Regions from separate parts of the Homo sapiens genome. Here region 1 is linked to region 2. Evidence: chromatin loops called from intact Hi-C (ENCODE). Cell type or tissue: mammary epithelial cell. All regions are shown on one strand. Links, peaks and the distances in the headings refer to the core of each region. The heading gives the core; the rest is flanking DNA. Region 1 holds the start of LOC124903038 (a long non-coding RNA gene). Region 2 overlaps CFAP251 (cilia and flagella associated protein 251).

Region 1 (11,333 bases), core at 1,968-9,967, 46 kb after region 2:
CCTGGTTCATTCCCACAGACCAAAGTAGAATGCCTGTTCTTTGGCAGGAGCAGGGAGGAGAGGAAGCAAATTGGTTCCCACTTCTCTGTTGCTCTTATTCTTTCTTTGTAAAATTCCAAACCCCACAGTTTATTGGGAAACATCCTAGGTTAAAATGTAAATGCTAAAATAAGTTACTAATTCCTAGCCCTTTCACTGGTATAATTGGGGTTTCTGCATTTCAGCTGACTGCTACATGCACGGTACAAAAATACTGCACAGAGAGAGGCTGACGGCAGTGAGGAACAGTTTTGTTTGTTTCTTTATTTATTATATTTCTCTCTTCCTCGTGTTTTGCCAGTGACATAAGGCGTCCTGTGAGGAGTCCTGTGTTAACTGGCCCCGCATTTCCACTTAAACCTAGGCATGTCAGCACCCTTTTCTCATTCGAGAAAAATTAGAAAATACACAAACTTTCCAAATGAGAAGGGGAAAATTTTTTAAATTATTATTTTTTTAAGCTGCAAAGAATGAACGTCTAAAAGATCTCATGGGCTTGGGCTCTGTAGGAGTTGGCAGTAGTAACACCATCACCCGATCATCTGCTGGTGGCCAAAAGGAAAGCCCTTATCAAAAAGGTATTTAGGAGCCTGGAGTCACAGCTTTTATCTCTGATGGGAAGCTGTGCACACTCTAAAGTGAGGTGGCCTGGTGCAGCCCCACTGGAGGGTGTTTTTAAGTTCTTGCAGTGACAAGTTGTCACATTTTCTTTTTGCTTCATCCAGATGCATGAATCAAAGCAACTGAAGTCTGAAAGGGAATGAAATGCCATGAGCCAGTATCTGTAACCTGCGGGTGACAACTCGAGAGCAACAAGTGACTGGGTTTAAGATGATCTCCTTTTAAAGGCGTCTTTAAAGCAAAAGGAAGCATGTGTGTTAGGGATCCACGCGCATGTGATGAACCACATAGAGCAGTGAAGTGGTGCAAATGGAAAATTCAGTAGCCAGTACATGGGGCGAGGAGGTAGTGAGATGGCACGAGGGAACAGCACATGCGTGAATGCAAAGGCGTACGCCACAACACCCGGCTCATTTTTGTATTTTTTGTAGAGACAGAGTTTCACCAGGTTGTGCAGGCTGGTCTCTAGTTCCTGGGTTCAAGCAGTTCTCCTGTCCCAGCCTCCCAAAATGCTGAGATGGCAAGGTGTGAGTCACCGTTCCTGACCATCATCTCTCAAAAAAAAAAAAAAAAAAAAGGCATGCATGATGGCTCACTCCTGCATCCCTACACTTTGGGAGGCAGCTGTGCTGCAGCCTGGGTGATAGAGCGAGATTCTGTCTCTTAAAGAAAAAAAATTTAAGTCTTCCAATCCCTGAATATGGAAAGTCTTTCCATTTACTTATGTTTTCTTTAGTTTTTTTTTTTTTTACAATATTTTGTAGCTTTTAGAGCACAAATCTTGCATTTTTGTTAAATTGATTCCTAAGTACTTTATTCTTCTTAATCCTATTATAATTGGAATTGTTTTATTAATTTATTATAATTATTGTGCTGTTCACTGCTAGTGTGTAAAGAAATACAATAGTTTGTTTTTTTTTTTTTGAGTTAGAGTTTTGCACTTGTCACCCAGGCTGGAGTGTAATGGCGCCATCTCAGCTCACTACAGCCTCCACCTCCCCAGTTCAAGCGATTCTCCTGCCTCAGCCCCCCGAGTAGCTGGGACTATAGGCATACGCTACCACGCCGGGCTAATTTCGTATTTTTAGTGGAGACAGATTTTCACCGTGTTGGCCAGGCTGGTCTTGAACTCCTGACCTCAGGTGATCTACCCACCTTGGCCTCCCAGAGTGCTGGAATTACAAGCCTGAGCCACCATGCCCGGCCTCAATTGATTTTTTTTTTAAGACAGGGTCTCACTTTGTGTCCCAGGCTGGAGTGCAGTGGCATGATCATGGGCTCACTGCAGCCTCGAACTTGTGGGCTCAAGCAGTCCTCCCACCTCAGCCCCCTGAGTAGCTGGAACCATAGGTGCATGCCACATGCCTGATTAATTTTTTGTTTTCTGTAGAAGCAGGGTCTTTTAATATGTTGCCCAAGCTGGTCTCGAACTCCTGGCCTCAAGCAATCCTCCAGCCTCAGCCTCCCAAAGTGATGGGATTACAGGGGTGAGCCACTGCACCTGGCCTATAATTGATGTTTATATTATTGATCTTATACCCTGCAACCTTGCTGAAGTTGTTTACCAGTTCTAATAGTTTTTAGTGTAATATATATATATATATATATATATATATATATATATATATATATATATATATATATGATTGTGTTATCTGCAAATAGAGATAGTTTTGCTTCTCCCATTCAATTCTGGGTGCCTTTTATCTTCTTTTCCTGCCTAATTTCCCTGGCTAGAACCTCCAGGACAGTGTGGAATGGAAGTGGTGCCAGGTGGCTCATGCCTGTAATCCCAGCACATTGGGAGACCAAGGTGGGCAGATTGCTTGAGCCCAGGAGTTTGAGACCAGCCTGGGCAACATGGTGAAACCCCGTCTCTAAAAAAAAATACAAAAATTAGCCAGGCATGGTCAAGCATGCCTATAGTCCCAGGAACTCTGGAGGCTGAGGTGAGAGGATCGCCTGAACCTGAGAGGTCAAGGCTACAGTGAGCAGAGGTTGCCTCACTGCACTCCAGTCTGGGTCAAAGAGTGAGACCCTGTATCAAAAAAAAAAAAAAAAAAAAAAAAAAAAAGGGGGAAGTGGTGAGAGTGGACATCCTTGTCTTTTTTTCTGATCTTAGGAGGAGAAAGCATTTAGTCCTTCATCATTAAGTATGATGTTAGCTGTGGGTTTTTCACACATGCCCGTTATTGGGTTGAGGAAGCTTCTTTCTATTCCTAGTTTGTTGAGTGTTTTTACCATGTAAAGTTGTTAGATTTTGTTAAATGCTTTTTTTCTATGTCTGTTTAGATGATCATGTGGTTTCTGTCCTTTATTCTGTTAATAATAATGTATTATATTAATTGAGGTTGACATGTTAAACCAACCTTGCATTCTTGGGATAAATCCCACTTGATCATGGTGCACAATCATTTTGTATGCTCCTGGATTTAATTTCTTGTATTTTCTGGAGGATTTTTCCATCTAAAATAATTGGAAAGTATTCCTTTTTCCTCTATTTTTGTGCAGTTTGTGGAAAATTAGTATTCTTTTTTTTTCCCCCCGCCGAGACAGAGTTTCACTCTGTTGCCCAGGCTGGAGTGCAGTGGCACGTTCTTGGCTCACTGTAACCTCAACTTCCAGGGTTCAAGTGATTCTCATACTGTGCCAGGCTAATTTTTGTATTTTTAGTAGAGACAGGGTTTCACCATGTTGGCCAGGCTGGTCTCAAACTCCTGGCCTCAAGTGATCCTTTGGCCACGGCCTCCCAAAGTGCTAGGATTACAGGCATGAGCCGCTGCACCAGCCCTACTGTCCAATTTTTAGAAATCTATCCTGGTGCCTTTTCTATTTACTGTGGTCTTTTTTTTTTCCCCATCTTTCCCCTAGATTGATGATATATTTAACGAAATCAAATTTGGTGAATATGTGGACACTGGAAAGCTAATCGACAAGATCAACTTACCAGATTTCCTAAAAGTGTACCTTAACCACAAGCCACCTTTTGGTAACACCATGAGTGGCATCCACAAGAGCTTTGAGGTGCTCGGTTATACCAACTCCAAAGGGAAAAAGGCCATTCGAAGAGAGGACTTCCTGAGACTGCTCGTTACTAAAGGTAAGCACATACATCAGGATGTCTGGTAACATCCTGGGGCCATTCCCAGTGTAGAGAACTGAGTTTGGGGAGCCAGCCCCTGTGGAGCTCCATCTTTCATGAAAGAGGTGATTTGACCAGATTTGAGCCATGAGGGGTCTGGCTGACCCACCTGCATCCCTGGCAAGTACGAAGTAATGGGAGGGACCCGGAGCTAGAAAGCAAAAGAATGTGATTCGTGTTGCAACTACCTGAGCCTCAGCAAGACTCGGCATCCTCACTTGTAAAATGGGAATAAAAATGCCAGCTGATCCATCTCCCTGGGCTGTCATAAGATTTGGGTTGGGGCCGGGCGCAGTGGCTCATGCCTGTAATCCCAGCACTTTGGGAGGCCGAGGCGGGCGGATTGCTTGAGGTCAGAAGTTCAAGACCAGCCTGGCCAACACAGTGAAACCCCATCTCTACTAAAAATACAAAAATTAGCCGGGTATGGTGGCACACGCCTGTAATCCCAGCTACTTGGGAGGCTGAGGCAGGAGAATTGCTTGAACCCGGGAGGTGGAGGTTGCAGTGAGCCAAGATCACGCCACTGCAGTTCAGGCTGGGTGACAGAGCGAGACTGTCAAAAAAAAAAAAAAGAAAGAAAAAAAGAAAAGAAAAGAAAACAAATATTTGGATTGCATTTGTGAAATGCAACCACACCAAAGTAAACTTTTTAATTTTTACCTACTATGTTTCTCATTATTGTACATGAGGATGTCAAGTAAACTCTCTTGGGATGACAGTTTCATCTTAGTCCAAGTGGGTGGTTCTGAGAGGAGGGAATTTGAAATGAAGCAGAGCCTGGTCCCCGCAGCATGCTGTCCTATTTCTCTATGCCAGCCCCATGTATGTTCCTTGCCTGGAGGACCCTGTTTAACACCATTAGGAAGCATATGTGACAGTACCATGGGACTCTAGATCATTTTTGTGTCTAAAGAAAAGGGGCTGGGCGCAGTGGCTCACACCTGTAATCCCAGCAGTTTCAGAGGCTGAGGCAGGAAGATCACTTGAGCCCAGGAGTTCGAGACCAGCCTGGCCCAACATAGCAAGACTTCATCTCCACCAGAAAAGTTTTTATTGTTTTTGTTGCTTTTTTTTTTTTTTTTTTTGAGACAGAGTCTCGCTCTGTTGCCCAGGCTGAACTGCAGTGGCACGATCTCAGTTCACTGCAACCTCCAACTCCAGGGTTCAAGCAATTCTCCTGTCTCAGCCTCCCGAGTAGCTGGGATTACAGGCCGCGCCACCACACCCGGCTAATTTTTGTATTTTTAGTAGAGATGGGGTTTCACCATGTTGGCCAGGCTGGTCTCGAACTCCTGACCTCAAGTGATACGCCCACCTTGGCCTCTGCAAGTGCTGGGATTACAGGCATGAGCCACCACGCCCAGCCTAAATTTTTTTTTCAATTGAGTAAAAGAAAAAAAAATAGTGGGATAATTCTCTTTAAGACCTCTGAATAATAACGCTAAGCCCTGACAGTATGCTTAGCCTCAAGAGTTAAACAATCACCTTCTCACTCTTTGACACACAGGTGAGCATATGACGGAGGAGGAGATGTTGGATTGCTTTGCTTCACTGTTTGGCCTGAATCCCGAGGGATGGAAATCCGAGCCTGCAACCTGCTCCGTCAAAGGTACCCCAGCTGGCTTTGTCTGGGCATGTAGCTGTGGCTCACTGATTTGTTGTAGACTTCAGTACATTTATTTCTCCTGATCGGTGCAAGCCACTCTCCCTAAGACTGCACATAACAAAGCATGTCTGTTGGGAATCCCACATGAATAAGTTATGAAAAGAACAGTGAGTGGTGGCTTTTGTTCCCGCGCTCTGTCCGTCCTTTTGTTTCTTCTGGGCTTATTTTCCCTTTGTTCCACTGACCTGTCATCTTGCCGGCTTGGGTGGGTGAATATTGGCCACCCGTAGAGGATCCAGTTTGACAGCTGTTTCAGGAGAATAGGTATGTAAAGAGAGACTTGGGGGCCAGGCACCATGGCTCACGCCTGTAATTCCAGCACTTTGGGAGGCCAAGGCAGGAGAATCGCTTGAGGTTCAGAATTTGAGACTGGCCTGGGCAACATAGCGAGATCCCATCTCTACAAAAAAAAAACCAGGCTGGGCGCAGTGGCTCACGCCTGTAATCCCAATGCTTTGGGAGGCCGAGGAGGGTGGATCACATGAGGTCAGGAGTTCAAGACCAGCCTGACCAACATGGTGAAATCCCATCTCTACTAAAAATACGAAAATTAGCCAAGCATGGTGGCACACACCTGTAATCCCAGTTACTTGGGAGGCTGGGGCAGGAGAATCGCTTGAATCCAGGAGGTGGAGGTTGCAGTGAGCCGAGATCACACCATTGCACTCTAGCCTGGGTGACAAGAGCAAAACTCCGTCTCTAAATTAATTAATTAATTAAAGCAAAACAAAACAATTAGCTGGGCATAGCGGTGTATGCTTTTAGTCCCAGCTACTCAGGAGGCTTAAGTGGGAGGATGACTTGGGCCCAGGTGTTCACGGCTGCGGTGAGTGAGGATTGTGCCACTGTACTCCAGCCTGGGCAACAGAGTGAGAGCCTGTCTCAATTAAAAAAGAGAGAGAGAGAGAGAAAGATTTGGAGAAGGAGAGAGCATCAACTTGGTGGGCAGTACAAGCCCAGCTACAAGCTGCCAAAACTTTCAGGTTTTTAAAGATCATCCTCCTGTCCCTTCCTGCTATAGCCTAAGTATTTTTCACCTTTTCGTGCACTGGACCTGAAGTTAGGGCCGTGACTTTCAGCTCAGGAGGAACCAATCTAAACGGCTCTTCTAGGCTCACTGGTACAGGAGCAACTCTGCTGACAAGCCCGGGGATGGTCAGATCCCACCACCATCACCAAGACTGAGGAGGGTGCAAAGACCCCTCACCCATTCCCCTTTTCCCTCTCCTTTTATTGTCCATTCCCCACATCAAATTAAACAAAGTCCCTGAACTCAGATAATTTCAGACTCCAGTAGCTAACAGGTCATTCCCAACCTGCAAGCTCTCCCTACCCCATTCCTTTATGTGCTTCAGATCTCAGAATGTACCTTTCCTGATTGTTATATATTTCTGCTGTGTTCCCAGGCATCTTGAAACAGAAAAATCAATCATACCATGTGGTTAAGGCTTTCCAGTAAGGTTTGCAGAGATTTGGTTAACAGCGTTCTGTTCCGTAAAGGAGAGATTTTTAAGCAATTTCCACCCAGAGTTTTTCAAGGAATCAAAGCCAAATCACAGCACAAAGCCCCTCTTGTTTTTGTTTAGTAGCATTTCCTTGTGTTTTTGGAAAATCCTCCTGAGTTAGAAACATAGTCATTGAGGCCAGATGCGGTAGCTGTAATCCCAGCGCTTTGGGAGTCTGAGGTGGGAGGATCACTTGAAGCCAGCAGTTTGAGATCAGCCTGGGTAACATAGCGAGACCCCATCTCTACAAAAAAATTTTAAAATAAGCTGGGCGTGGTGGCGTGTGCCTGTAGTCCCAGCTACTTGGGAGGCTGAGGTGGGAGGATCACTTGACCCCAGGAGTTCAAGGCTGCAGTGAGCTATGATCGTGTCACTGCACTCCAGCCTGGGCAACAGAGCAAGGCCCTGTCTCAAACCCCTCCCCTCACCCAAAAAAGAAAGAAACATAATCATCATGAAGGCATTTGGTGTTCTTTTCTTGTTTTGGCTAGGTTCAGAAATTTGCCTTGAAGAAGAACTTCCAGACGAAATCACTGCAGAAATATTCGCGACTGAAATTCTTGGCTTAACCATTTCAGAAGATTCCGGCCAGGATGGTCAGTGAAGTTACCAGGAATGTTTAAAGCACAAAGGACTTTGGGTGTGTGTGCATGCACATGTGTGTGTTTTCCATGAGGCACTGCTTTTTATGCATTTCCCTCCCCCCTCTCATCTTTAGAACATTTAGACATTAAAGCAAGTTTCTGGTGAGCAATGGAATTCACAAAGTTGGACATTCCACTGTTTCTGAAATAGAAAAGTGGGCGGAGGCGAGAAAAACCCTGGCAGCTGGATGTACATGGTGGCTGGATCTCTGGGTCTCTGGTGATGCTGCCTGGATGGGGTTTGCACGGGATATGGAGGGGGCGTGGTCTCAGGGGGCAGAGGGGTCCTCAGCCAGCAGCAGGCCTCCCTCGCGACACATGTGGTCCAGGGAAATGATGGTCCATGGCCTCATTCCCTTTCCCTGCAGGGCCACCTGGACCCTCCGCCCAGTGTGGCCCAGTGTGGATCACCCCTGCCTGTTGTGGGGCTGGGGTGGGGGTGCCGGGTGCGCCGGGCTCCTGAGAGTCCCAGATTGTGGCTTCTTATCAGCAAAACACCCAAGTGGTGGTGTGTGACCGTTATAAAGAGCATCATTAGCCATGCTTAACCCCGGTGGCAGCTGCCAGGAGAATGCAGAAGCCCCTCTGAGCGCCCCCGAGCCTGTTCACGCTGCACCTGCGCCAGAAACCACAGAGCAGCCCCGCCCAGCAGAGGCCGGGGCCTCCCTCGCACCCACACTCACCAGTGTGGTGGCTTGGCCGCCTCACACTCTGCTGGGCCGCAAAACATGTAGTAGGCAAAAATAGGGGCCGGTTCCCCAGCTCTGGGACGTTCAGGGGGCGTTACTAAGTTTATAGCAGTATTTTGGCCTTGAAAATAGCATAGCATTGTAGTGTGAACAGATGAGAGTTAGTCTGACTTTGGAGTTTTGTCATCCGTTCTGAGGCCTCATTCAGGCAAAGGTGCCAGATGTCATTCTCCAACACACTCCGTCCAACACACCCCCTAGACCAGCTTCTTCCTCAGAGAAACTAGCATCTGAGATAACATTTCTGATCCACTTAAAGTGCCTTTCTCGGAAGGAACATTCCGTGGCAGAGAAACAGAATAACAACCACATCCTTACTCATGCACGAAGCCCCCTCCACTACGTGGGGTCCAGCTGGAAATCTGGCATGGTGAGAATCTTTGGAACGCCCCGGAACGTGGAACGGAACTGTCTACCCCAAACCAGGCTGTGTCACTGTGACCTTGGGGCAGACAGCACGGGCCAAGGTTCTGCCGGTGCCAGCTTGTCAGATCATGTCACCAGGGCTTTGCAACCTAATTTACATTTTGTTCTTTTTAAAAAACATGAAAAGAAAAACAAGCTTTATGAATCAATTTTGCAGCTGCTGAGGGCTTAGGAGATCTAGTATCAAGCCAGTTAAAAAGTTCCTGGGGACATTTTAGGGAACAAGAAACTCTCAAGTGACTTGTTCTCTTCAAAAAATAACTCGGAATTGGATGCAGTCTCTCACCAACCGGGGGCTTCATTCATTGAATCTGGCGCCCTCTGATTTGGTTCTGATTGATGGCATGTATTGGAATTGTCTTGAGCAGAACCGACCTGTGGTCAGTTGGACCCACTATGGCAGGTTCATTAAGCTGGGACACTGCCTAGCGCAGGCAGATGCTCTTTCTCTCTGCCCATCCGGCTTCAGCATCTCCTTTGGACTCAGAGAGCGGGGAGGTGGAGGTCCTGGTTATGGATCATGGTTACGGTTATGTTCACTGAGGAGACCAAAATCACCATGGACAGCAGGATTGGCACGAATGGCATCCCACCCCACACCCAGCCCAGCCTGGCAGGGGGACCCTTCTTACCTGGGAACCTCTTTCTGCAGGTGTTTGTGGGTTGTTTGGTTTTTCGTTTTTGAGATGGAGTCTGGCTCTGCCACCCAGGCTGGAGTGCAGTGGTGCGATCTCAGCTCACTGCAACCTCCGCCTCTTGGGTTCAAGCAATTTTTGTGCCTCAGCCTCCTAAGTAGCTGGGATTACAGGCATGTGCCACCAGCCACCATGCCTGGCTAATTTTTTTTTTTTTTTTTTTTTTTGAGACAGAGTCTCGCTCTGTCGCACAGGCTGGAGTGCAGTGGTGCAGTCTCGGCTCACTGCAACCTTCACCAGAGAAACTAGCATCTGAGATAACTCAGATTATGTCCCAGGTTCAAGTGATTCTCCTGCCTCAGCCTCCCAGGATACAGCTGGGATTACAGGCACACACCACCATGCCTGGCTAATTTTTCTATTTTCAGTAGAGATGGGATTTCACCGCGTTGGCCAGGCTGGTCTCGAACTCCTGACCTCAGGTGATCCACCTGCCTTGGCCTCCCAAAGTTCTGGGATTACAGATGTGAGCCACCGCCCTGGCCAAGGTGCTTGGGTTTTGTTGTCTCCCAACTTCCTTGACAAAAGCAGGGCACAGCCAATTGCCCCTTTCAGCTCCAGGAGGGCCTCTTCACCTCTCATCAGGGCAGGCCCAGCCTGTTGGCCTCAAAGATGAGAAAAGGGAGGACCCAGTGGCCCGGTCCCATCAGCAGGAAAGAGGATACAGTGCAGAGAGCTCAGGCTTCCAGCAGTAGGGTGGCAAGGCAGCGACAACAGGAAGGGATGGCAAAGAAGACAGCGTCGCGGAGCTTGCTCATGCATCACACTTAGGGACTAAATGCTGAACACCAAAAACACTGTGATGCTCCTTTGCAGAAAGATTCCTGTGCGTTTCACACGGGGCTTGTGGCCGGCTGACTCTTACATCCCGGTTTGTGAGTTCTGGATCAGGAACCACCAAGAGCCTCCCCGGCGCCAGCTCTCTGCTCCAGACCCGGTCCCACCTGCAGGTGAGGGCCTCGCACGCACAGCGTCTGCGCTGGGAGCCCATGGACTTGCCGCGCTCCTGTTCAGCTTCTGCAACTTTCTAGCCACCTGTGCGCCCTTGGGTGTGGCTAAGCTCTTAGACCTCAGTTTCCTCCCGGAGCAACTCCTGCGGTGGTGGTGCGGATGAGAAGAGATGGTGCAAGTAAAGCGTTATTGGCACAGGGTAGAGCTCCAAATATGACAGCAGCTATTATTATCACAGCAGAAACTGTGCCCGAGAATCAGGAAGACATTTGGTGCAAATTAACCTCTCCCAAACCCAGAGTTTGAGCAAGAGTTAGCGTTTGCTCAAATAGGGGTCTCTCCTAGTTTTGACGATGAGCTCTCAACAAGTATTTGTGGAATGATGGAATGAATGAATTTGAAGCCTCCCTGCTCTTTTCTTTTTTTTTTTTTTTGCCGCTCTGTCACCCAGGCTGCAGTGCAGTGGCACAATCTCGGCTCATTGCAACCTCCGCCTCCCAGGTTCAAGTGATTCTCCTGCCTCAGCCTTCCAAGTGGCTGGGATTACAGGCCTGCGGCACCACACCTGGCTAATTTTTGTATTTTTAGTAGAGATGGGGTTTCACCATGTTGGCCAGGCTGGTCTCAAACTCCTGACCTCAGGTGATCCACCCACCTCGGCCTCCCAAAGTGTTGAGATTACAGGCGTGAGCCACTGTGCCTAGCCACTCCATGCTCTTTTCATAGCTGACTTAGCTTTGGAATGAAGGCCAATGGCAGGTCCTTATAGGGCCCTCATCAGGCTGGGCAAACCTCCCCTGTCAAGGGCCAGGGAGTAAATATTGAGGCTCTTGGGGCCAAAGGGCCTCCGTAGTGACTTCCCAATCCTGCCATTGTAGTGCAAAAGCCCCCA
Region 2 (11,333 bases), core at 2,324-10,323:
GATGAGGTCTCACTATGTTGCCCAGGCTGGCCTCAAATTCCTGGGCTCAAGTGATCTTCCCGCTTAATCCTCTCAAGTAGCTGGGATTAGAGGGGTGAGCCGGCCACACCTGGCTCTAAAATACAGCAGGTTTTTTTTTTTTTTTTTTTTGAGACCTTGGTCTTTTTTCCCTTTTAGAAAGGAATTAGCAAACAGATTAGTGATACATATACTGACACAGGGCAAAATCATGAGAATAAAAAACATTGAGGCTGAGCACAGTGGCTCATGACTGTACTTCCAGCACCATGGGAGGCCAAGGCAGGAGGATCACTTGAGGCCAGGAGTTTAAGACTAGCCTGAGCAACATAACAAGACCTCATCTCTACAAAAAATTATTTAAAAAAATTTAACAGTGCATGGTGATGCATGCCTGTAGTCCCAGCTGCTCAGAAGGCTGAGGCTGGAGGATTGCTTGAGCCCAGGAGTTTGAGACTGCAATGAGCTGTGATGGTGATGGTGCCACTGCACTATAGCCTGGGCAACAGAGTGAGACTCTGTCTCAACAAAACAAAACACAACAAAACAAAAAACGTTTCAAGTTAAACATGGAATAGCTATGTGACTCAGCAATTCCAAGGTAAGATGTAAAAGAATTGAAAAGAAGCATTCAAACAAATACTTCTACACAAATGTTCACAGCAGCAGCAGCAGCACTATTTGTAATAACCAAAAGGTAGAAACAAGCCAAGTGTTCATCAACTGATGAGTAGGTAAACAAAATGTGGTCTATCCATACAATGGAATGTTATTGTATGAAGTGCTGATACATGCTGTGACATGGATCAGCCTTGAAAGTATGATGCTAAATGAAAGACACCAGACACGAAAGTCACGTGTTGTATGATGCCATTTCTATGGAATGTCCAGCATAGGCAAGTCCACAGATACAGAGTAAACTGGTGGTTTTCAAGGCCTGGAGAGAGACGGAGTGGCTGCTTAATAGGTAGGAGATTTCCTTTTGGGGTTATGAAAATGTCTTGGATCTAGATGGTTGCTCAGCATTGTGAATGTATGAAACACCGCTGAATTGCACACTTTAACATGGTTATGATTAATTTTATGTTAAGTGGATTTTACCTCAATAAAAAATTGTAGAACAAAACCAAAACACATTGAGTCACTGATTGTGAGTGATAGTCATTATTTAAGATATTTATTATAGCTTTATTTTATTTTATTTTTGAGATGGGGTCTCACTCTGTCATCCAGGCTGCAGTGCAGTGGTGCGATCTCAGCTCACTGCAACCTCTGCCTCTCAGGTTCAAGCAATTCTCCTGCCTCAGCTTCCTGGGTAGCTGGGATTACAGGAACCTGCCACCACACCTGGCTAATTTTTGTATTTTTAGTAGAGACGGGGTTTCTCCATGTTGGCCAGGCTTGTCTCAAACTCCTAACCTCAAGTGATCTGCCCGCCTCAGCCTCCCAAAGTGCTGAGATTATAGGCGTGAGCCACCGTGCCCAGCCGATTGTGACTTTACATAGTACTTAATGCAAATTCGAATTCTCTATTAATAAGCCTTTAAAACTTTAATAAATACCTTAAGGTCGGCCGCAGTGGCTCACGCCTGTAATCCCAACACTTTGGGAGGCTGAGGTGGGCGGATCACCTGAGGTCAGGAGTTCGAGACCAGCCTGGCCAACATGGCAAAACCCCATCTCTACTAAAAAAAAAAAAAAATTAGCTGGGCATGGTAGTGCGCTCCTGTAATCCCAGCTACTCAGGAGGCTGAGGCAGGAGAATTGCTTGAACCCAGGAGGCGGAGTTTGCCGTGAGCTGAGATCGCGCCACTGCACTCCAGGCTGGGCGATAGATGTGTTTCTGCTTGAAGACACCTTATTTAATATAGAACTCCATCTCAAGAAAAAAAAAGTCATAATCATTTGTGGCATTTTTTATATTTTTTATGTATTTGCTTTTCTTTCAGAATGTTTTTAGATATTTCCCAAGACAGCAAGTTCTCTTACCTGTAGAAACTGCAAATTTCTGACCTTGTTTAGATGTATTTGTTTTGCTTTTATTATTAATGCCGTTCTTCCTTTGGAAACTGGGTCTTTTTGAGTAGTGATTATTTTTTCCTCTTATCAGTATGAAGAGAGGGATACACTGGCTCACAGTGCCCCACTTTTAACTGAAAAAGTGAGTATGCCTATTGCATTTTTGTCCATCAGATTTTGTGGAGAATAAATATTTATGTGCAAGCTTAGCTGCTTCGGGCTACTCTTTGTACATCTTGATATTAAGCTACTGGGAAATAATTTGAAAAATTTTACTTGGGTCCTGTATACATATTGAATTGTCAGTTGAAAATCATGTAAGTATTGTTAAAAATAATTTTTTTTTTTGAGACGGAGTCTTGCTCTGTCGCCCAGGCTGGCGTGCAGTGGCGTGATCTTGGCTCACTGCAAGCTCTGCCTCCCGGGTTCACGCCATTCTTCTGCCTCAGCCTCCCGAGTAGCTGGGACTACAGGCGCCTGCCACCACGCCCGGCTAATTTTTTGTATTTTTTTTTAGTAGAGACGGGGTTTCACTGTGTTAGCCAGGATGGTCTTGATCTCCTGACCTTATGATCCACCTACCTCAGCCTCCCAAAGTGCTGGGATTACAGGCGTGAGCCACTGCACCTGGCCCTAATAAAATGTTATACAAAGAGTTATTGCTGTGAGAAAATATAAAAACGTGATGGCTTTTAGAATGTGTATGTGCATATTGACAAGGAATGAAAGTTGTGGGGGTGCAGTGGCTCTCATCTGTAATCCCAACACTTTGGGAGACTGAGGTGAGAGGATCACTTGAGCTCAGGAGTTTGAGACCAGCCTGGGCAACACAGGCTAGACTTCGTTTCTACTAAAAAAAAAAAAAAAAAAAAAAAAAAAAAAATTGCCAGCCAGGGTGGTATGAGTCTGTGGTCCCAGCTACTCGGGAGGCTGAGGTGGGAGGATCACTTGAGCCCAGGTGGTCAAGGCTACAGTGAGCTGTGTTTGTGCCACTGCATTCCAGCCTGGGCAACAGAACAAGACCCTGTATATAAAAAAAAAAAAAATGAATGAAACAGTGTAAGTAAAGTCGTTGAACATGAGTGGATCCCTTATAAAGCTGCTCAGTTTCAGAATAATACATGATATTAGGTATTTAGATGTTTGAGAGCCAATAAGAGGGAGGTGAACCAGATGTTGAGAAAACATTTTATCTTGCCTGCTTGCCGCAAGCTCTTGTGTCTGAGGTGGAACTTGAGTCGTCTCCTGTAGCATTTTCTGCATTTGCTGCCCATGTAACCTGCTCTCAGGGAGCACCTGATGATGAGTTTTCTGCATACTTGCTTCTCTCTCGGTATGATTTGTAGAAATTTATTTAAGAGGGCATGCCAAAAGACAAAAACAAAAAATAAAAAGTTGAGATGGATGGGCACAATGAGATTATTCTGTCTGCAGACTTGTTTTTCATAAATGAAAGTACTAAAAAATACCATCAGTTCTCATTATTGTTGGTAGTTATGTTATATAAAGTCTCTGTAAACACCAAATTAGCAGATACTTAACTATTGCTCTTAAGGGAAATATAGGGGTAGGTTTCTGTGAGCCTCTGGTCACATTTTCACCAATTGATCAATACATAAGCTTGTTTTATGTGTATTTCTATTTAAAGACACTTTATTTAATATATAACATTGATTCATTAACATTGAACTCATGGCCAACAGCACTATAACTCATGACTTGAACAAAACTCATCTAACCTACATATTTTCTCCATAAAGCACATCACAGCATTCTTTTGCTTAGGAACACTAGCCAGCACTTCAGCACTATGTTTCAGGGTCAATTTAAATACTAAAATCACCAAGAAAAATGCAAACAACCAAAAATGCAAACAACATGGCACTAAATAGACCATGAAAAGGACACTTGTTTATAGTCAGAGCTGAGACAAGAAGGCGGAGCATTGCCCTGCCTGCCCTCAACTGGAAATGTGCATGTTGAGTGAGTAAAATTATTTGTCACACTGCACATGCACTTCTGCAAATGACCGTGAGAGTGCTGCAAGTATTGATTTTGGGATTACAAATCAATTCTTAAAGTAGGTAAATTCGCAAATACAGAATCCACAAATAATGAGCCATTTGAAATGATAAAAATGTATTGAAACAGTGCTGCTCTTAGAAAGAACTTGGTGCTCTTGTTTGACTAATCATTATTTTACTATTCCTCTTGTGTTCAAGTCAGAAGAGGTAAACCTTAGGATCTTCTCTGTATTATTAGAGAATCGGGCAGCATAGAGAATAGGGCATTTCTATGTACAGTGCTTAAATATTTTCTACTGATGGGAAAATACCTTATGATAAAAGGAGGCTGGGATAATTATTTTATGCTATTTTATAACCAGAGCATGCTTTGACTCACAACAGGCATTAGTTTCTTCACCAGTCTCTGAAACCTCCATAAGAGAAGTTTAACAGGTATAAACAGTGATTAACCACTCTCTCGTTTGCTTTAAACAAACAATGTAATTGAACAGAGTACATAACCCTTCACTTGCTCTTAGCAAACTTCCAGAGGTTCAGAACTGCCTGGACCATGGCAATTCATGGGAGACGGTTTTAGTGATTGTTTTCTTTTTCTTTCTCTTTTTCTCACTATATTTCAGCATAGCATTATAAAATATCGTATTGATAAATGCTTTGTTTTATATTTATTACCAACAGTAACTATAACCTTTCTTTTGAAACAGACCTTCAACAAGCTTGTGGGAAAGTTTAGCCAGTCCATCTTTCACTTGAATTTAACACAAATACTCTCAGCCACAATGGAAGGGAAGCTGGTTGTCTGGGACATACACCGCCCACCCTCATCTGCCTCCACCTTTTTGGGCTTTCCCTATATCAAGCCTTGTAAATTGGTTCATTTGCAGAAAGAGGGTATCACGGTACTTACCACAATTGATAGGTAATTTTAACTTAATTAAAAGATAACTATGGATAATTATAAAAATATTTTAAAATTGTTATGGGAGGTTGGGCACAGTGGCTTACACCTCTAATTTCAGTTCTTTGGGAGGCTGAGGTGGGAGGATCACATGAGGCCAGAAGTTCAAGACCAGCCTGGGCAACATAGTGAGACCCTATCTCTACCAAAAAACAAAGAGAGAGAGATGGGAGGATTGCTTGAGCCCAGGAGTTCGAGGCTGCAATGAGCTATCATTGCCACTGTGCTCCAGACTGGGTGTTAGAGTGAGACCCTCCTGTCTTAAAAAAAAAAAAAAAAAAAAAAAAAAAAAAAACCTCTTTTGGATGTATATGCATATTTTGTATAGCATAAAGTATTCTGGGGAGAATCATAATGAACTGGGAACATTGGTTGCCTCTGAGGAAAAGAACTGAGAACTAAGATCAGGGATGGGGGTGGATTTACTTCTTTTTATAGTTCCATTTATACTAATTGGATTTTTAAAAAAATCATGAGTATGCATTATGTTTAAAAAATCCCTTTGTGTCGATGAAACAAAAAGGAACTAGATTTTTTCTTCTGTGCTAATTGGATGGATTTTGCACCCAACATTTTACATGCATTAAATGTAAGAAAATAATTTGAATAGCTGTATTATTTTTGTCTGATTACAAGATAACATTTACAGCTGGGAGCGGTGGCTCACGCCTGTAATCCCAGCATTTTGGGAGGCCGAGGCGGGTGGCCTCAGGAGTTTGAGACCAGCCTGGCCAACATGGTGAAACCCTGTCTCTACTAAAAATACAAAAATTAGGCAGGTGTGGTGGTGTGCGGCTGTAATCCCAGCATCTTGGGAAGCTGAGGCATGAGAATCACTTGAACCCAGGAGGCAGAGGTTGCAGTGAGCCAAGATCTCACCACTGCACTCCAGTCTGGGCGACAGAGTGAGACTCGGTCTCAAAACAAAACAAAAATAATATTTACCCATTGTGAGAAGATCAAATGCATCAAAACTCTGTCTTAATTAAGACAGAGTTCTCATTTCAGCTGGGTCCCTTCCTTGCTGAGTGACCTTGAGCAAGGAACTTAACCTTGTTGAGCCTCTATTTCTTCATCTGTAAAATGGGCATAACAGTACTATTTCTCTCAGAGTGGTTTTATGAGGATTTCACGAGATATGGATGCACATGCTTGGTGCAGGGGAACCCTAGGTAAATGGTGGCCATCGTCAGTGTGTGAGAGAAGTTCCCGAAGGTGTGGAGAAAATTGCCTAGTGATGGGGACGCTACCCATATGGTTAGAGTCACTGGGCCATCTGCTTTCAAAATGCCCATTTGCTTCCATTCGCCTTTCTTTCGATGCAGGGGAACAATGAGGTCTTGACATGGTTTTACAAAGAGAAATGCAAATTGTCACCCTCACTCAGTGGAGCGAGAAGATAGGAGAACTGCAGTTGGCCATGCAATCAACCTTTAATCGGTTGGGGTTTAGGATCCAGTGGAGACCAGGCCTGGGTTCTCCAAGTTAATAAAACCCAGTCAGGACCTGGGAGTCCAAGAAGGAAAAGGTCTCTGGAAATACTTGGTCAGTATTGCTGCTTCTGTCCAGCAGAGGGCAGGGACAGATGTTCAAGCCAATTAGCCCACCTGCCTTGCTTATTAATCAGAAACCTCATTTAACCACTCTGCATATGTAAGAGAAAAATCCTCCTCATCTGCCCCCCGTGATTAGAATTATGTCAAAGTCTTTTTTAAAAAGCCCATTTGGGATGGATCCAAGGACTGGAAATGAAAGCCATTTTGTCACGTGGCACTGCCTTCTGCCGTGATGACTGGACAGGGTTTTATGATCACACTAACAGTAGTGCCTTCCTGTAAAGTGGCTAGTGTCCCATTGCCAGCCTGCATGATTTCAGAGGGCTGGTGAAGCGATTCTCTCCATTGTCATCTGTAGTTATATGGGGAGTGTAAATCCTTGTCCACCTCCATTGCGTATGGCTGATCTTGGAGGGCAGGGAAGAACTAGCAGAGAGCATGGACTTTGCTTTAGATATACCTGGGTTCCTTGCATAGTCAAGCCACATGGCCCTGATAAAATTGCCAGGTATAAGTATGTCCCATGCAATATATGGGATGTACTTACACTAAATTTTTTGTTTGTTTGTCTGTTTTGTTTTTTGAGACGGAGTTTTGTGCTTGTCACCCAGGCTGGAGTGCAATGATGCAATCTCGGCTCACTGCAAGCTCCGCCTTCCATGTTCAAGCGATTCTCCTGCCTCAGCCTCCCGAGTAGCTGGGATTACAGGTGCACACCACCACACCTGACTAATTTTTGTATTTTTAGTAGAGGCGGGGTTTCACCATGTTGGCCAGACTGGTCTCGAACTCCTGACCTCAGGTGATCCACCCGACTTGGCCTCCCAAAGTGCTGGGACTACAGACATGAGCCACCACACCCAGCTACACTAAATTTTTTTAATGCAAATTTTCAAAGTAACTGGGTATCTGTATTGTTACCTGCTAAATCTGGCAACACAATGCCCTGAGCAAATTTCTTAACTCTCTGAAAGTTAGTTTCCTAGATGTAAATTGGGATAACAGTAAAATCATTCTCGTTGGGAGTATTAAATTAAGTTTTTGCAATGCCCCAGAATCCAGAGCCTGACATATAATTAGGTATTATATAGATGCTACTTGTTATTATTGCTATTTGCAAAACTGATGTTATTCTCCATTTCAGCTACATTGTCACAGGTGACATTAAGGGGAACATTAAGTTCTATGATCACACCCTGTCTATTGTTAACTGGTACAGTCACTTGAAACTGGGCGCCATAAGAACTCTGTCCTTTTCAAAGACCCCAGCAACTCCTCCTACTGAAAAATCAAACTATCCTCCTGACTGCACTTTAAAAGGTGACCTTTTTGTCTTAAGGTAAGTTGTTAATGAATCTAGTCATTAGAATGGTTGAAAAATGATCACTGTCTTCTTTAGTTTGCATACAGTGGGAGGTTCGTGTTGTTCCTGGGATATCTCCCTGGCTGATTGTGATAACCACTGGATCATTTAAAAAATTAATGAAACATAAGGCCGGGCGTGGTGGCTCACGCCTGTAATCCCAGCACTTTGGGAGGCCAAGGCGGGTGGATCACGAGGTCAGGAGATCGAGACCATCCTGGCTAACATGGTGAAACCCCGTCTCTATTAAAAATACAAAAAATTAGCCGGGCGTGGTGACGGGTGCCTGTAGTCCCAGCTACTCGGGAGGCTGAGGCAGGAGAATGGTGTGAACCCGGGAGACGGAGCTTGCAGTGAGCTGAGATAGCGCCACTCTACTCCAGCCTGGGCGACAGAGCGAGACTCTGTCTCAAAAAAAAAAAAAAAAAAAATTAATGAAACATGACTTTAATATTAAGACTCTTTAGTAACTGGAAGCTGTAAAGTCCTGATCCCTGATCTCTCACCTCTGTTGAGTCTGGAGTCTTTTGCTGCAGGTTGGTCTCTTTTCTCTAAGCTGAGCTTGTCCTAGCCACTGCAGTTAAAGGCACTGGATAATTAATAGCCATAACATTTCAAGACCGAATTATCTGTGAGTCTGCTTAATTACCCTTGCAGTAGTTACAGGCACATCTGTATGTGTGCACCAAACTCCATATTTGCATACACAAATGAATATTTGCATGTGCAGATTAGCTAATTGTACAACTGACTGTCCATCTGCATACTTAATGACTCAATTTACATGGAGAAAAGTGGGCTTTTTCACTTGCAAATGGAGGCTGTTGGGTATTGGTGGTATATTTTTGGAAATGTTGGGTTAATAATGTCACTAAATTACAGACGACAGAGGCGTTTTATGTGCAATTAGAAGCAGAATAGCTGGCATGCCCCATTCCCTGCAAACACTGATATTGTTTGGTCTCTCCTTGGCAAACAGGAATTTTATCATTGGAACATCTGATGCCGCGGTGTACCACTTAACAACAGATGGGACCAAACTTGAGAAGTTATTTGTAGAGCCCAAGGATGCCATTTGTGCCATCTCCTGCCACCCATATCAACCCCTCATTGCCATCGGGAGCATCTGTGGGATGATCAAAGTGTGGAATTATGAAAACAAACAATATCTTTTCAGCAGGGTTTTTGAGAAGGGGCTTGGAGTCCAGAGTCTGACCTACAACCCCGAAGGTATTTTCATCTTATCAGCCTACCATCGGTTCCACATGGACAGCCCTGAAAGGGATGGATGCACCTGGGCTGGCATAGCTCCAGGAAGTCTCCCCGACTCCAGCCCCCAGCAGGCTGGATGAGGCGCCTTCTCTCTGGGGCTCCCGTGGTGTTCTGGGCCTATCTGTGCGTCTCTGCGCGCTCACCCCAGCAGGCTGGATGAGGCGCCTTCTCTCTGGGGCTCCCGCGGTGTCCTGGGCCTATCTGTGCGTCTCTGCGCGCTCACCCCAGGAGATCACGCGTTTCGGTTCATTTCTCCGCACGGGAGCTTTGTTGTGTTAGTTGCTGTCTTCTCCGCACCCAGAACAAAGCCTGGCACAGACTCAACATCTCTTGAATGAATGTAATCCTTTTCCATCGTTCTCTGGCTTGTCATTTCAGGAGCCCTTCTTGGAGCTGGCTTTACAGAGGGGACAGTTTACATTCTTGATGCAATGTCTTTAGAAAATGAAAGCCCAGAGCCTTTCAAATATTCCAGAACCAGTGTGACTCATATAAGCTTTTCCCATGACTCCCAGTATATGGCAACTGCTGTAAGTATTTTCATGGACAACCCATCCAGTGGCTTAGCAATTTTATTTGAAACCAAAAGAGGCCAGACATAGTAGCTAACACCTGTAATCCCAATGATTTGGGAGGCCGAGGTGGGAGGATCATTGGAGGACAGGAATTCAAGACCAGCCTAGGAAACACAGCAGGACCCCACTGCTACAAAAACACTTTTTAAAAATTAGCCAGGCCTTGTGGCACACATCTGTAGCCCCAGTTATCCAGGAGGCTGAGGCGGGAGGACCCCTGCGGGCCAGGAGTTTGAGGTTACAGTGAGCTATAAGGCAGGTATGTTGGTCTGCCTTTATGTTGGGAGGGAAAAGCAGTGGTCTTCGCTAAACTCCTGTCCCTTCCGGCGCTCTCCATCCCCACACTGGTGCGGCCACTCCTCCGGTTTGTGTACACAACGCTTCTGAAGCCAAAGCTGTCTCAGCATACTGTGGGTGCACACAGTCCAGCTTCTGTGTCCCCTCAGGCCAGGCTCTCCCACTCCAACTGGGTTCACTTGCAGCCTTCATACCTTTCAAAAACACATAGCTTTTTTATTATATGTAGCTGGACAAAGAAAAGGGAGGACGAAGGCACAAAGAGTCAGGCTTTTGGCTTTCCACAGACAGCGAGGGGGCACCTGGAAAGGAGTGTAAAACCATAGTTTCACGTTCATACTTTCTTCCCCGCTACCTTTTCAGTTTTCTGCTTTTAACTTTAATTTTCTTATCTGTAAAATGGGCATTAGGCCAGGTGTAGCTTATACCTGTAATCCCAGCACTTTGGGAGGTCGAGGCAGTCAGATTGCTTGAGGCAGGAGTTCGAGACCAGCCTGGGCAACATGGTGAGACACCCCCCATCTCTACAAAAACTAATGAAAAAAAACTAGCCAGGTATGGTGGCATGTGCCTGTAGTCCTAGCTACTTAGGAGGCTGAGGCTGGAGGATCTTTTGAGCCCAGGAGACTGAGACTGCAGTGAGCCGTGATCAGGCCACTGCACTCTAGCCTGGGCAACAGATCAAGACTCTTGTCTCAAAAAAAACCCAAAAAAACTAAACTAAAACTAAAATGGATATTGTTTTACTACTTGCTTGAATAGACTAAGATTATTTTTGAAAAAAATATTCTTAGTATTTTTTTTTTTGATAGGGTCCTGCTCTGTTGTACAGGCTGAAGTGCAACAGATCTTGGCTCGCTGCAACCTCCTCCTCCCAGGTTCAAGCAATTCTTGTGTCAGCCTCCCAAGTAGCTGGAATTATAGGCATGTGCCACCACGCCCAGCTAATTTTTGTATTTTTAGTAGAGATGGGGTTTTGCCATATTGGCCAGGCTGGTCTCAAACTCCCGACCTCAGGTGATCCACCCGCCTCGGCCTCCCAAAGTGCTGGGATTACAGGCGTGAGCCACCGCGCCTGGCCCATAATGATGATTCTTAATTTACTAAACGTAAAATGGGATAACTCCTTCTCTTTTGCTCATCTTCAGGATAGAAGTTTTACTGTGGCTGTTTACATGCTGGTGGTCAGAAATGGACAGAGGGTCTGGGAGTACTTAGCAAGACTTCGCTCTCATCGCAAAAGCATTC

Evidence for each region. A loop is a pair of places that touch in the nucleus more often than their neighbours do. Peaks named below come from ENCODE experiments on the same cell type or tissue, not always from the same donor. Only the 100,000 strongest peaks of a DNase experiment are listed, where the experiment ranks them.
Region 1: a loop joins it to region 2, with 2.5 times the contacts of the local background. A loop is called at or near these places in 7 of 110 quality-filtered maps.

What each region holds. Positions count from the first base shown.
Region 1 is chr12:121,996,185-122,007,517 of GRCh38, forward strand. It overlaps CFAP251 (cilia and flagella associated protein 251), which reads left to right. Exons shown (of 22, transcript NM_144668.6): 20 at 3,532-3,760; 21 at 5,313-5,414; 22 at 7,468-7,735. The coding sequence ends at 7,580. It overlaps LOC124903038 (a long non-coding RNA gene), which reads right to left and starts at 9,516. Exons shown (of 2, transcript XR_007063499.1): 1 at 9,428-9,516; 2 at 289-789. In mammary epithelial cell, for the core only: no CTCF peak of the experiment used is centred there; a DNase peak (open chromatin) is centred at 5,397; H3K4me3 peaks cover 369 bases; H3K27ac peaks cover 622 bases.
Region 2 is chr12:121,949,352-121,960,684 of GRCh38, forward strand. It overlaps CFAP251 (cilia and flagella associated protein 251), which reads left to right. Exons shown (of 22, transcript NM_144668.6): 9 at 2,129-2,179; 10 at 4,769-4,983; 11 at 7,723-7,917; 12 at 8,921-9,171; 13 at 9,592-9,743; 14 at 11,234-11,333. Among named protein-coding and RNA genes, the nearest start is that of CFAP251, 36 kb to the left of the region's middle. RefSeq lists enhancers at 8,853-9,372, 9,373-9,891. In mammary epithelial cell, for the core only: a CTCF peak has its summit at 6,584 (motif pointing right); no DNase peak of the experiment used is centred there.